2 separate regions of the Homo sapiens genome follow, and region 2 is linked to region 1. Evidence: chromatin contacts called from ENCODE Hi-C or POLR2A ChIA-PET data. All regions are on one chromosome and are shown on one strand. The core of a region is the stretch at or near the end of the contact, and the rest is flanking DNA. Distances in the headings are between cores, read along the strand shown.

Evidence for each region. Hi-C counts contacts between places; a loop is a spot of excess contacts on that map. ChIA-PET counts read pairs that join two places held with the same protein, here RNA polymerase II (POLR2A).
Region 2: POLR2A ChIA-PET joins it to region 1 with 10 read pairs in activated CD4-positive, alpha-beta T cell. The contact joins two enhancer-like sites. A Hi-C loop is called at or near these places in 1 of 168 maps with a recorded cell type or tissue (gastrocnemius medialis). POLR2A ChIA-PET finds 5 or more read pairs at or near these places in 1 of 52 experiments (activated CD4-positive, alpha-beta T cell).

What each region holds. Positions count from the first base shown.
Region 1 is chr14:69,131,819-69,134,591 of GRCh38, reverse strand. The region is part of intron 1 of DCAF5 (DDB1 and CUL4 associated factor 5); the gene reads left to right. Among named protein-coding and RNA genes, the nearest start is that of DCAF5, 20 kb to the left of the region's middle. RefSeq lists a silencer at 906-1,200. Within about 2 kb of position 1,316, at least 7 of the 41 ENCODE cell types and tissues checked have a DNase peak (open chromatin) inside an H3K27ac peak, as active enhancers do.
Region 2 is chr14:73,600,495-73,603,577 of GRCh38, reverse strand. It overlaps a transcript of HEATR4 not described here. Among named protein-coding and RNA genes, the nearest start is that of ACOT4, 10 kb to the right of the region's middle. Within about 2 kb of position 1,262, at least 2 of the 41 ENCODE cell types and tissues checked have a DNase peak (open chromatin) inside an H3K27ac peak, as active enhancers do.

The sequences.
Region 1 (2,773 bases), core at 67-2,566:
CCTAATTTCTCTTGAGATTATTCCCTAGTTAACCCTGTTTGCATCTGGATGTATATCAAATTGCAGCCTCTGATTTAGAGTCCCTCTCTTAAGGAGGTCGTAAATGTGCCTGTTCTCCAAATTTCAGAAGTTTGAGCCCCACGTTTTTGATTTTTGTTATATATAAGGAGTGTCACCTGTGCTATTAACATTTTTTCTAAGTTGACTTTCCTTATAAACAGCATTTGAAAGAAACTTGACATTACTATAAAGTCTAAGTCACGGGTTTTATGTGCTAGTTGTTTTTTTCTAGTACACCTTAAAATACGTAATTATTAAAATCATTTCTCTACTGTCTAAAATCATCCAGTGGCCTATGTTCCACACTTTAGGAAGAGCAGGGGCTTTGGACTCAGACATCTTGGATTTGAATCCCACTCTGCCTGTAACTGGCAGTGTGCTCTTGGACAGGTGCCTCAGTTTTGTGCCTCAGTTTCCTCACTGGCAAAATGGGGATGTTAGAAGATGAACTCTTAGGTGCCTTACATCTCTACTCTGTGACTCTGGTGTAAGGAGAAAGGGATATTTGAATGTTTGTGGATTTCTTTCTCTGTTTCTGATCAGGAATTAGAGACATTGTCTAGGGTTAGTATTTCAAAACCCTAGCTTTATTAAACTCCACTGCTATTAGTCATCTGATTTTGGAGAAACCATTTCATTTTATGGGGCTCTAGCTGTCTAGTTAGGGTGTTGCTGCTGCTTAATACTTCCTATTTAATGTAAAGTGTTTCTAGCTAGGAGCTAAGGCAAGCCAGGACCTCACTTTTAACATGTTTAAAATGGGGATGTTTCTGTTCTACTTACCTCATTAGAGACATGGAAAAATGAGATAATAGGTAGATAAGTGGACTCAGCTTTTAGCAGAAGGGTACTAGGTAAAAACAGGGTGTCAGCAGAAGTAATGCCTGTAGATGTTATCCCTATAGCTACTTCTGTAGTGAAGAGCAAAATTTGTGTGACACCACCTCTCCTATCTCTCCAGACCTGCCTGTACCCCCGCCTCTTCCCTGCCTACTGGTTTCGATTTGGGAAGTGCCACTGAACAGCAGTTTTATGACCTTGGGCAAATCACTCAACCTTAACTTATCCCTGGGCCAAAAATTGGGAGATCTGGCAATCTTGAGTCTGTATTTCTCTATGGCAACAACTGGCAAGAGCTGAATGGTGGCTTATCTTTTAAAAATACAGATATATTCTTCAGTCTGTCACTTAATCTGGCAAGTCTGACTCATTTACTTTGCTGCCTGGCCTCTTATATTTGCGAGGCTGGATTGCATCATGGTAAGGAGCATGGTTTCTGGAGCCACATTACCTAGATTCAGATGCCAACAATGACTCTTGGTAGCTGTGTACCCCTTCATATTATGTAGCTTTTCTGTAGTTTCATGTGAATTCCTACTTCGTGGGGTTGTTAAAAGGATTGGAAGAGCCACTACATATAAGACCCTTAGGATAGTCCCTGACCCAGAGTAAACTTAACTGATGTTAGCTGTTGTTTGAGTTCAAATAGCATAATAATTAGCTGACATTTATCTAGCTCTTAATATGTATCAGGCACTGGGCCAAGTCTTTTACACAGATCTATCTCATTAATCCTAACAGTAACACTGTGAAATAAGTAGTGTTGTTTTCTCAGTTTTACAGATGGGAGGACTATAATTTAGAGAAGTTAAGTAACCTGTCTAAAGGCACACAGCTAATAAGTGCCGGCGACATTGAGAGTTGAACCTGTGTTTGTGTATCCTAATCCTGTGGGTTTTTTCTTATTATTTTTTCCTATGTCTTACTACGTGGAGACTAAGCCTGTGGTTTTGAATGCTGTGCTGTGCTATGCTGCCCCACATTATATCACCTCTAAAATAGGTCTAATCACAGAAGTGGCTGGCTTGAGTAAATAGAGCTTAGTGCTCTTAATGTTTTTGTAGGTGATTTGAGGAGAGAATGAATATGAAATTTCCCAAATTTATATATGATGTTCCTTGAGGCAGTGAAATGCAAAACAATAGGGGATAAATGAACTACAGAAAACTCTTTTGGGCTGGATGGGGTGAGTGAATAGAAAAGTGGTAACTGAATTTCAGGGTAGGTACTCATGAAGAAAGATAACTCAAACTGTTTGTAGAATGATGCGCTCTGAGATATTTAAAAGGACTTGAGAGTTATTTTAGGCTATTATTTGAAGGTTAAAAAGGCCAGCAAACATTTCACACCCATTAGGATGACTATTATCCAAACAAGCAAAGAATAAAAAGAGTTGGCAAGGATATGGAGAAATTGGAACTCTTGTACGTTGTTGGTGAGAATATAAAATGGGGCAGCCACTGTGGAAAACAGTATGGCATTCCTCAAAAAGTTAAAAGTAGAATTACCATATGGATCCAGCAATTTCACTTCTGGTTATATACCCAAAAGAATTGAAAGTAGAGGCTCAAACAGATATTTGTACACTAATGTTCATAGTGGCATTATTCACAAAGCTGAAAGGTAGAAGCAACCCAAGGGTCCATCAGTGGATGAATAGATAAACAAAATGTAGTCTATACATACAATGAAATAGTATTATTCAGCCTTAAAAAGAAATGAAATTGACACACACTACAACATGGATGAACCTTGAAGACACTGTGCCAAGTGAATGGTGTCTAGGGGGAGAATGGCAGTTGTCAGTGGGAAGGGGTAGTTCTGGAGATAAAATGTGGTGATGGTTGCACAACGATATGAAAATGTGAATGTA
Region 2 (3,083 bases), core at 13-2,512, 4.5 Mb before region 1:
ATCGAGACCATCCTGGCTAACATGGTGAAACCCTGTCTATACTAAAAATACAAAAATTAGCAGGGCATGGTAGCATGCGCCTGTGGTCCCAGCTACTCGGGAGGCTGAGGCTGGAGAATCACTTGAACCCAGAAGGCAGAGGTTACAGTGAGCCGAGAATGTGCCACTGCATTCCAGCCTGGCGACAGAGCAAGACTCCATCTCAAAAAAAACAAAAACAAAAAACAAAAAAAACAGATTATTGGTAAAATGCAAATGTCTTCAAAATGTAAACGTGTTCTAAATTACGTTCAAATATTAGGTTTGCCAAATTATTTAAGGTCATAAACTGCTTCTTTGGCTTTTGAAAATAGTTCAACTTGCCTGCTTTACAGCTTGGTAAGGCCTGGGGACATATGGAATTAACCACGCCCCCAGCTGTGCTGGAAAGAGTCAGACCATATTTGTACCTAGTACATAATTAAAATAAGTTACCAGGTTTTACATTAAAATTAAAAATTGCTAAGAGTCATCATTGTAACATACAATTAAGACTACTAAAAATAGTTTTACATGCAAGGTGTGTGAGGAGAGTAAAATGTGTTTTTGGTAAAAGATTGTAAGAAGGCATGGGAATGTACATTTTTGTAAACCTTTAACATATTTAACAGGCTTCCCAAAATCAAATTTCAGCCTCAGAATTGTCTTTTCTCATCTCTAAATTTGAGATGCTACAGAGGGCCCCTGAAGCATTTAAAAGAGAGGTAAACAGGATTATTTGACGTGGTTAGTTACATGGGAAGCATTGTCAAAATAAAAAAAAGATTTACTCTTCTTCAAGTTATATTTTAGTGAATGATATTAATATATGTTCCAAAATTGTATGGAATTTCTACGTTCTAATACATCTGAGTATATGGTATCAATCATAATTGTAGCCTGCCAGGATCCCTGGGGGACTGAACAAAGCGGGGAGAACGCGGGAATAAAGAGACAAAAGAATATGTTTGGAAGAAGGAGTCAGGAGGCAACTTGCCTCTAGTGGACAAGGGCCCTGAGCTTTACACAGCCCTCTGTATTTATTAGGCAAAAAAGATAGTGAGAAGCGGGGTGGAAGAAGGGACCAGCTGCTTGGTCTACAGTAGTCTTGTAAGACTGCATTCTCTAGATGTCCCAGTAAATAACCTCAAGGAGCTCGGCACCAGGAAGCGATTGCCCTCAGCAAATCTTCTGGGGCAGGCACAGAAGCGAGTTTGCCCACATCCTGCATTCATGATAAATCATATAGCCTCCAGTGGAATGCTAGGTTGGTCATGATCCCTTTGACCTTTTTGGCTCCCAACACATAATTATGTTGTTAGGCCAGGTGCAGTGGCTCATGCCTGTAATCCCAGCACTTTGGGAGGCCGAGGCGGGCGGATCACAAGGTCAGGAGTTCAAGACCAACCTGGCCAACATAGTGAAACCTCGTCTCTACTGAAAATACGAAAATTAGCCAGGCACGGTGGCCCGTGCCTGTAGTCCCAGCTACTTAGGAGGCTGAGGCAGGAGAATCGCTTGAACTCAGGAGGTGGAGGTTGTGGTGAGCCGAGATTACACCACTGCACTCCAGCCTGGGCAACAGATTTAGACTCCGTCTCAAAAAAATGAAATAAGATTAAAAAAAAAAAAGCATAATTATGTTGTTATTGTAGACCACAGAAATAACCAGCTCTCCTTGTCAGAAGTGTTTTAACTATTACTATTTAAAATCATTTGAATTCCATGGTCTAAGATAAATTATCTGTAAAAACCCATTGGTTATCAGTGCTATGCACCTAAATTAGAGAAATAACTGGTATTCAAGAGGACATAAGTCCAATGTTAAGCATGGACTCATGGAGAACCAGGATGGCTGCCTTGTCTTTCCTGAGTCCCTAAAGGTTTTGTTATTAAAGGTTATGGTTTCTATGACTCATCATGGAAAAGACAAAATGATCCAATTTAAATACATATTGGTTTGCTGACTTATAAATTGCTAAAGTAGTTCTTTTTTGAGACAGAGTCTCACTCTGTTGCCCAGGCTGGAATGCAGTGGCGCGATCTCAGCTCACTGCAATCTCCGCCTCCCAGGTTCCAGCAATTCTCCTGTTTTAGCCTCCCAAGTTGTGGGGATTACAGGCGTGCGCCACCATGCCCAGCTAATTTTTGTATTTTTAGTAGAGATAGGGTTTCACCACGTTGGCCAAGCTGGTCTCGAACTCCTGACCTCAAGTGATCTGTCCGCCTCAGCCTCCCAAAGTGCTGGGATTACAGGCATGAGCCACCACACTGACCTGCTAAAGTAGTTTATAACCAATGTTTGGTTTGTCAAATCCATATTTTTGGGAAGACAGTCAAAGCTTCAGGTACATTTACCTGATGGGTCATTTAAACACTTACAAAAATATTTCATTTAATTGTCATTTTCTTTTTTTTGGAGACAGAGTCTCACTCTGTCATCCAGGCTGGAGTGCAGTGGTACAATCTCGGCTTACTGCAATTTCCATCTCCTGGGTTCAAGCAATTCTCCTGCCTCAGCCTCCTGAGTAGCTGGGATTACAGGCACGCACCACCACACCTGGCTAATTTTTGTATTTTTAGTAGAGATGGGGTTTCGCCATGTTGGCCGGGCTGGTCTCGAACTCCTGACCTCTCAGGTGATCCGCCCGCCTTGGCCTCTCAAAGTGCTGGGACTACAGGCGTGAGCCAGCACGCCTGGCCGAGAAGTTCTTAAACAGATATCTAGAGGTGTATTTTGTCTAGTGGAGTGAAACCCACTGAGATTTTTAGAAAACCCCACAAAGTTTTTAAGAAAATTGTTCTGGCTGGCTGGGCGTGGTGGCTCATGCCTGTAATCCCAGCATTTTAGGAGGCCTAGGCAGGTGGATCACCTGAGGTCAGGAGTTTGAGACCAGATTGGCCGACATGGTGAAACCCTGTCTCTACTAAACATAACAAATTAGCCGGGTGTGGTGGTGGGTGCCTGTAATCCCAGCTACTTGGGAGGCTGAGGCAGGAGAATTGCTTGAACCCAAGAGGCAGAAGTTGTAGTGAGCTGAGATCACGCCATTGCACTCCAGCCT